Regions from separate parts of the Homo sapiens genome. Here region 1 is linked to region 2. A link is an interaction called in ENCODE POLR2A ChIA-PET data of the cell type or tissue named here. Cell type or tissue: K562. All regions are shown on one strand. Links, peaks and the distances in the headings refer to the core of each region. The heading gives the core; the rest is flanking DNA. Region 1 overlaps NUSAP1 (nucleolar and spindle associated protein 1). Region 2 has its middle 7.0 kb from the start of RTF1.

Region 1 (4,391 bases), core at 244-4,243, 65 kb before region 2:
GAGGTTGCAGTGAGCCAGGATCGCGCCACTGTACTCCAGCCTGGGTGACAGAGCAAGACTCCGTTCAAAAAACAAAAAAAAAGATATGCTGTTTATTAAAAAAGAGATCATTATTGGTAATAGTGCCAAGGACTGAATCCTTTCAGATTAACTATCTGCTGTTGTGAATGGTGAAACTGTTTTGCGCCAAGTAATCTGTTGAATAACATGTTTTTACACAGATACAAAGGCTGAGTACTAGTTGCCAAGTACTACGAGAGATGGCATGATTTAAGTAGAGAGGGAACTGGATTTGAAATCAGAAACACCTTGGTCAAGTACCAGCTCTCATTTATTTCTCTGCAACATTAGAAAACTCAAACTCCTCTTCTTTAAAATGGAAATAATATCTGTTCTGCTGAACTGAGTGTTGTGAGCATCACATGAAGTAGGGATTGTGAAAGTGACTTGTAAGCTATAAAACACTGCTGATGGCTGATGGGAGTTGTCATGGCCGCTTCAGACCCACAGCAAAGATTTTTGATAAGGCATGACTCCTAAACGGATGAATGAGTGCCCCATTAGAGCCAAGATTCTTTTATTCTTTTTGTTGTTGTAGTTGTTGAGACAGAATCTTGCTGTCATCCAGGCTGGAGTGCAGTGGTGTGTTCTCAGCTCACTGCAACCTCCATCTCCTGGGGTCAAGCAATTCTCCTGCCTCAGCCTCCTGAGTAGCTGGGATTACAGGCATGCACCACCACACCCAGCTAATTTTGTATTTTTAGTAGACACAGGGTTTCTCCATGTTGGTCAGGCTGGTCTCAAACTCCCGACCTCGGGTGATCCCACCACCTCGGCCTCCCAAAGTGCTGGGATTACAGGGGTGAGCCACCATGCCCGGCCCATTTTCTTGTATTTTTAGTAGAGATGGGGTTTCACCATGTTGGCCAGGCTGGTCTCAAACTCCTGACCTCAGTTGATCTACCTGCCTCAGCCTCCCAAAGTGCTGGGATTACAGGTGTGAGCCACCGCACCTGGCGTCAAATTTATTTTTGATTCCAGGCTTTAATTAACTGAAAATAGACAAGAACTATTTTTGAATTCTAGCTTTAAAAGTTTCTATATCAATTTCTTTTTTATGGTTAAGGGTACATGATTGTAGTGCCATTTGAAATTAAAATTATAGGCCAGGCGCAGTGGCTCACACCTGTAATCCCAGCACTTTGGTAAGCCGAGGTGGGTGGATCACTTGAGGTCAGGAGTTTGAGACCAGCCTGGCCAACATGGTGAAACCCCATCTCTACTAAAATACAAAAATTAGCTGGGCATGGTGGTGTACACCTGCAGTCCCAGTTACTCAGGAGGCTGAGGCAGGAGAATCACTTGAATCCGTGAGGCAGATGTAGTGAGCAGAGATCAAACCATTGCACTCCACCCTGGGAGACAGAATGAGACTCCATCTCAAAAAAAAAAAAAAAAAAAGAAACAACAACTAAAAATTGTCTCTTTATATTCCAGCAACATGTGTAACTCAAAGGTACTGCTTCTAGGTTGGTGCAAATGTAATTGTGGTTTTTGCCATTACTTTAAAAAATGACAAAAACCAGGCCAGGCGCGGTGGCTCACACCTGTAATCCCAGCACTTTGGGAGGCTGAGGCGGGTGGATTATGAGGTCAAGAGATCAAGACCATCCTGGCTAACACGGTGAAACCCTGTCTCTACTAAAAATACAAAAAACTAACCAGGCGTGGTGGTGGGCGCCTGTTGTCCCAGCTACTAGGGAAGCTGAGGCAGGAGAATGGAGTGAACCCAGGAGGCGGAGCTTGCAGTGAGCCGAGATCATGCCACTGCACTCCAGCCTGGGCGACAAAGCGAGACTCCGTCTCAAAAAAAAATGACAAAAACCAGGCTGGGCACAGTGGCTCACGTCTGTAATACCAGCACTTCGGAAGGCCAAGGCGGGTGGATCACCTGAGGTCAGGAGTTCAAGACCAGCCTGGCTAACATGGCAAAACACCGTCTCTACTAAAAATACAAAAATTAGCCGAGCATGGATGCACACAGCTGTACTCCCAGCTACTCAAGAGGATGAGGCAGGAGAATTATTTGAACCTGGGATTCAGATGTCGCAGTGAGCCAAGATTACGCCGCTGCATTCCAGCCTAGGCAACAGAATGAGACTCCGTCTCCGAAAAAAAGAAAAAAAAACCACCGCACTTATTTTTGCACCAACCTAATACATGGAAACAATTTCTCTTACTTTTTTTTGAGACAGGGTCTCACTCTAACCCAGGCTGGAGTGCAGTGGTACAATCAGGGCTCACTGCAGCCTGGACCCCCCAGGCTCAAGTGATCCTCTTGCCTCACTCCCCTGAGTAGCTGGGACTACAGCCTTGTATCACCATTCCTGGCTATTTTTTGTATTTTTAGTAGAGACGGGGTTTCACAATATTGCCCGGGCTGGTCTCAAACTCCTGGGCTCAAGTAGTTTGCCTACCTCTGCCTCCCAAAGTGCTGGGATTACAGACGCTCTGCCAGTTTCTCCTCTTTTACTTTCTTCTCCGTGACTATCAGGGAGTTGGAAAGTGGGATCCACATTTTTCTATTCTCATGTAAAAACCCCTGCTCCTTTTTTAGCTCATCTTGAAAAGGCCAAAGATAAAGGGAAAAAAAATCTCTTCTCCTTTGAAATTTATGATCACCTATTTTTTTCTTTCTTTTTTTTTTTTCTGAGTTTCACTCTTGCTGCCCAGGCTGGAGTGCAATGACACGATCTCGGCTCACCGCAACCTCCACCTCCTGAGTTAAAGCGATTCTCCTGCCTCAGCCTCCTGAGTAGCTGGGATTACAGGCATGCGCCACCACACCCGGATAATTGTGTATTTTTAGTAGAGACGGGGTTTCACATGTTTGTCAGGCTGGTCTCAAACTCCCAACCTCAGGTGATCCTCCCACCTCGGCCTCCCAAAGTGCTGGGATTCCAGGGGTGAGCCACCGCATATGCTTACCTATTTTAATCTCCCATCTGCTGAGCTCCTAGTTACTCTCTAGTGTTCTCTGTCTCATTGTCATCATTTCCTCATGTCTTCATCTTATTTTGGACAAGTTCAAAGGTCCATCTGGATGTCTCTTCTTACTACTGTGGCCTCCTTGTCCCTTAATGCTAGTGATCTTTGTTTTTGCTCTTTATCAACCGTCTACTTCTCTGGGCATATCCTAGACCTTACAACACTTGGAACTATTCCACTTCTGTAATATTTTACCTCTGGTTAAGGCCTTTTATTCTTTTTTTTTTTGAGATGGAGTCTTGCCCTGAGTAACTGGGATTACAGATGCACACCACCATGCCCAGCTAATTTTTGTGTTTTTAGTAGAGTGGAGGTTTTACCATGTTGGCCAGACTGGTCTTGAACTCCTGACCTCAAGTGATGTGCCCACCTTGGCCTCCCAAAGTCCTGGGATTATAGGCGTGAGCCACCACACCCAGCCAGTCCTTCTATTCTTTAAGCTTTATTCTTTCATTCCCAACAGATATATTTTATATTTTTTTATATATTTTTTCTTAATTATTTATTTTTGAGATGGGGTCTCACTCTATCACCCAGGCTGGAGTGCAGTGGCATAATCATGGCTTGCTTTTGGCTTGACCTCAAGCAGTCCTCCCACTTCAGCCTCATAAGTAGCTGGAACTGCAGGCACACTCACTACACCTTGTTACTTTTTAAGAAATTTTTTTTGTAGAGACTGGGGTCTCATTATGTTGCCTAGGCTGGGGAACTTTTTAAAAATACGGATGGCTGGGTGCGGTGGCTCAGGCCTGTAATCCCAGCACTTTGGGAGGCCGAGGTGGGTGGATCACGAGGTCAAGAGATCAAAACCATCCTGGCCAAAATGGTGAAACCCCATCTTTACTAAAAATACAAAAATTAGCCGGGTGTGGTGGCACGCACCTGTAGTCCCAGCTACTCGGGAGGCTGAGGCAGGAGAATCGCTTGAACTCAGGAGCCAGAAGTTGCAATGAGCCAAGATTGTGCTATTGCACTCCATCCTGGGCAACAGAGCCAGACCCCGTCTCAAAAATAAATAAATAAATAAATAAATAAATAAATAAATAAATAAATAAATAAATACTGATGTATGGCCAGGCACAGTGGCTCACGCCTGTAATCCCACCACTTTGGGAGGTCAAGGTGGGTGGATCAGCTGAGGTCAGGAGTTCGAGACCAGCCTGGCCAAAATGGTGAAATCCCGTCTCTACTAAAATACAAAAATTAGCTGGGCATGGTGGCATGTACCTGTAATCCCAGCTAGTCATAAGGCTGAGGCAGGAGAATTGCTTGAGCCTGGGAGGCGGAGATTGCAGTGAGCCGAGATTATAGCACTGCACTCCAGCCTGGGCAACAGAACTAGA
Region 2 (4,391 bases), core at 304-4,303:
CAGGCATGAGCCATTGCACCCAGCCCGATTTCTACTGTCTAAAAGCAACATAGAGTCAAGCCCAGGGCCATGCACTTACCATACCATGTCTCTTAAGACTTACCATGGGCCTGACGCAGTGGATCATGCCTGTAATCCCAGCACTTTGGGAGGCCAAGGCAGATGAATCACCGGAGGTCAGGAGTCCGACACCAGCCTGACCAACATGGAGAAACCCCATTTCTACTAATACAAAAATTAGCCGGGCATGGGGGCGCATGTGTGTAATCCCAGCTACTTGGGAGGCTGAGGCAGGAGAATCGCTTGATTTGGGTGGGATTGACTCTAAATCCATCCTTAAGGGTTGTACTAACTGGTTTTATCCAATCAGCATATCTCACCTCTCCGGCCCCAGGGATTGGCTCAGAAGTTGACAATTAACTCAGGTAGTGCCAGGGAGGGCCAGTGACCTCTGGGAACAAGCAGCTTCTTCCTTCTTCCTTGGAGGCTACTGGAAGAGACCTCTGTCTTCCTCTGGGTAATGTAGTGAGAGCTATTTTGTAACCATGTGGACAGAACCTAGAGCTGCCTGCCTGTGGGTGAGTTGGGACACCAAGGATTAAGGCAGAGCCAAGAACAGAAAGAAGCCAGACTTCTGACACCATCTGTGCTGCTGAATCAGGCATTCCCTGAGGCCAGACCTGCTTCTGGACTTTTCAGTCACGTGAGCCAAGATTATGTTGTTTAAACTAGCTTGTGTTGAGTTTTCTGTTACTTGTAGCCAAAGGCATCCTAACTGATACGGCTGTGGAGGAAGAAAACAGAACATGAAGTCAGCATGCAAGAGGCTTATTTTTTTTTAAATATATATTTTATTTTTCTTGAGACGGAGTCTCGCTGTCACCCAGGCTGGAGTGCAGTGGTGTGATTTCCGCTCACTGCAACCGCCGCCTCCCAGGTTCAAGTGATTCTCCTGCCTCAGCCTCTTGAGCAGCTGGGATTACAGGCACGTGCCACCATGCCTGGCTAATTTTTGTAGTTTTAGTAGAGACGGGGTTGCACCATGTTGGTCAGGATGGTCTCGATCTCTTGACCTTGTGATCCACCCGCCCGGTCTCCCAAAGTGCTGGGATTACAGGTGTGAGCCACCGCGCCCGACTGACATTTTTACTTTTTTTTATTTTTATTTTATTTTATTTTTTTTTGAGATGGAGTTTCGCTTTTGTCGCCCAGGCTGGAGTGCAATGGCACAATCTCAGCTCACCGCAACCTCTGCCTCCCGGGTTCAAACGATTCTCCTGCCTCAGCCTCTGAGTAGCTGGGATTACAGGCATGCACCACCACGCCCGGTTAATTTTGTATTTTTATTAGAGACGGGGTTTCTCCATGTTGGTCAGGCTGGTCTCGAACTCCCGACCTCAGGTGATCCGCCTGCCTTGGCCTCCCAAAGTGCTGGGATTACAGGCATAAACCACCTTGCCCGGCCCACATTTTTTCTTTTTATATGAAAGAGATATGTTAAAAAGGAGCCAGGGCACCTGTAATCCCAGCTACTCAGGAGGCTGAGGCAGGAGAATCGCTTGAACCTGGGAGGCGAAGGTTGCAGTGAGCTGGGATCCTGCCACTGCACTCCAGCCTGGGCAACAGAGTGAGACTCTGTCTCAAAAAAAAAAAAAAAAAAAAAAAAAGGAGCCAGCTGAGAGAGACTGAAGGCACAGAAAATAAGAGCAATAACAATAATCAATAGAGTGATGCTTCTGAGAAACAGAAGTAACAAAACATAGGACATAGAAGGAGCTTTAGACAGAAGGGAATGCTCATCCATGCCTGCAACAAAGTAGGCGCTTAATAAATATTTGTAAATTGAGTAGATCAATGATTTGGGACCTTCTGAAAACTCCTCTATATTGATAGAGGAATTTATCACTGATTTATAGAAGGCTACTTTCTTCTGCATTTTGCATCTTGCCAAGTCATTCTCTGAGGTCACCCTAGCTTAGGCTTTTGAAATACCTTGTTATCACATGCATGCAGACTTTTTCAGGAAATGTAGAGACAGAAAAGAATCTCTGATCCTGAACTCTTTACATGATTTTTAGGCTTCTCTCTCTGTGTCCAGTGTTTTTCAAAATGAGTCCCTCTCATAACTTACAAGGAAATCACTCTAGGCATCTGTTAAAAATGCAGATTCTGGCCGGGCGCGGTGGCTCACCCCTGTAATCCCAGCACTTTGGGAGACCAAGGCAGGTGGTTCACGAGGTCAAGAGATTGAGACCATCCTGGCCAACACGGTGAAACCCTGTCTCTACTAAAAATACAAAAAAATTAGCCGGGCATGGTGGTGGGTGCCTGTAGTCCCAGCTACTCGGGAGGCTGAGGCAGGAGAGTGGCGTGAACCCAGCGGGGCAGAGCTTGCAGTGAGCGGAGATTGCGCCACTGCATTCCAGCCTGGGCGACAGAGCAAGACTCCTTCTCAAAAATAAATAAATAAATAATAATAATAATAATTTTAGCTGAGGTAGGAGGATAGCTTGAGCCCAGGAGTTCAAATCTAGCCTGGGTGACAGAGCAGAACCCCATTTCTAAAAATATAATAATAATACAAATTAATTAACACAAAAATACAAATAACTTTAAAGATATAAGATTGTTCCTATGGTAACATCCCTTTCACTCCTTGGTATTGTGATATGCTTTTCTGAAAGCTGTTTTTGAGTACAGTGTACACTTCAGGATATGTGTATATCCAATAAAAGACAGCCTCTGTTACATGTGCTGAGGTAGGAACAAAAGGTTATGAACTACAGAGCTATCCTGAGAGAGGCCAGAGAGAGGGCTGACCTTACAGCATCTTAAAATTAGTTCCCAGCTCAGCACAGTGGTTCATGCCTGCCCAACACTTTGGGAGGCCAAGGTGGGAGGATCACTTAAGCTCAGGAGTTTGGGATCAGCCTGGGCAACATATGGAGACCTCATCTCTACAAAAATAAAGAAAAATTAGCCAGGTGTGGTGGTGCATTTCTCTGGTCCCAGCTACTTGGGAGGCTGAGTTGGGAGATCGCTGGGGCCTGGGAGGTTGAGGCTGCAGTGAGCTGTGATTGTGCCACTGCATTGCAGCCTGAGTGACAGAGTGAGACTCAGTCTCAAAACAAAACAAAACTTTGAGATGATGGACACTTGCATAGGAAAAAAAAATTAGTTCTCACTTACCAGGAGGAAACAATTAAATACAAAGAAGCCAAGGATTCCCATTTAATATATACTCACCATGTGTATTTTAGTCATGGAACTCAGGCCTCTGGTGGTAGACATTACCTCATGGATATACAAAGCATTTTCTGACACTCCCTGGTGCCACCTTGGCGTGGCACTCAAACCAGTCTAACGCTGCAGGGAGAAACCACATTATAGGATAACACATGTTGCATGATCCTGTTTTGGGGTGTGTTTACATGTATTCCCTAAGAGGTCTGGAACAATACATACTAAACTAGTCATAGGAGTTTTTCCTGGAGAATGAGATTGGGAGAGAAGAGGGATGAGGGTGAGGACCTCCTTTTTATTTTATATACTTCTGGATTTGGATTTCTTATTTTGTATTCTAAAAAATAAATTTGGCTGGGCATGTTGGCTCATGTCTTTAATCCCAGCACTTTGGAATTCCAAGGCAAGAGGATCACTTAAGCCCAGGAGCTCAAGACCAATGTAGGCACCATGGTGAGACCTTGTCTCTACAGAAATATTTAAAAATTAGCCGGGCATGGTGGAGTGCCTGTTGTCCCAGCTGCTCTGTGAGCCATGATCCTGTCACTGTATTCCAGCCCGGGCAATGGAACAAGACTCTGTTTCAAACAAAACAAAACAAAAACCATAATAGTACATTATTTAAAAAAAAAAAAAAGTACATTATTTAAATCCAGGCACAGGGGCTCACGTCTGTAATCCAAACACTTTGGGATGTTGAGGTGGGAGGACTGCTTGAGCCACGAGTTCGAGACCAGCCTGGGCAACACAGGGAGACCCTGTCTCTGCAAAAAAAATACAAAAATTAGCTGAGTGTGGTGGTGCGCTGTAGTCTCAGCTACTCGGGAGGCTGAGGTGGGAGGACTGCTTGAGCCTAGGAGGTTGAGGCTGCAGTGAGCCATGACGGTGCCATTGTACTCCAGTCTGGGGGACAGAGCAAGACCCTGTCTTTAAAAAATAAAAATAAATACAATTGGCCAGGCATGGTGGCTCACGCCTGTAATCCCAGCACTTTGGGAGGCTGAGGCGGGTGGATCACCTGAGGTCAGGAGTTTAAGACCAGCCTGACCAACATGGAGAAATCCCATCTCTACTAAAAATACAAAATTAGCGGGGTGTAGTGGCACATGCCTGTCATCCCAGCTACTCGGGAGGCCGAGGCAGGAGAA

What was found. ChIA-PET counts read pairs that join two places held together with the same protein. Peaks named below come from ENCODE experiments on the same cell type or tissue, not always from the same donor. Only the 100,000 strongest peaks of a DNase experiment are listed, where the experiment ranks them.
Region 1: POLR2A ChIA-PET joins it to region 2 with 5 read pairs; 18 of 35 experiments call an interaction of 5 or more read pairs at or near these places.

The regions. Positions count from the first base shown.
Region 1 is chr15:41,342,772-41,347,162 of GRCh38, forward strand. The region is part of intron 2 of NUSAP1 (nucleolar and spindle associated protein 1); the gene reads left to right. Among named protein-coding and RNA genes, the nearest start is that of NUSAP1, 12 kb to the left of the region's middle. In K562, for the core only: no CTCF peak of the experiment used is centred there; no DNase peak of the experiment used is centred there.
Region 2 is chr15:41,407,879-41,412,269 of GRCh38, forward strand. No RefSeq gene overlaps it. Among named protein-coding and RNA genes, the nearest start is that of RTF1, 7.0 kb to the right of the region's middle. In K562, for the core only: no CTCF peak of the experiment used is centred there; a DNase peak (open chromatin) is centred at 1,983.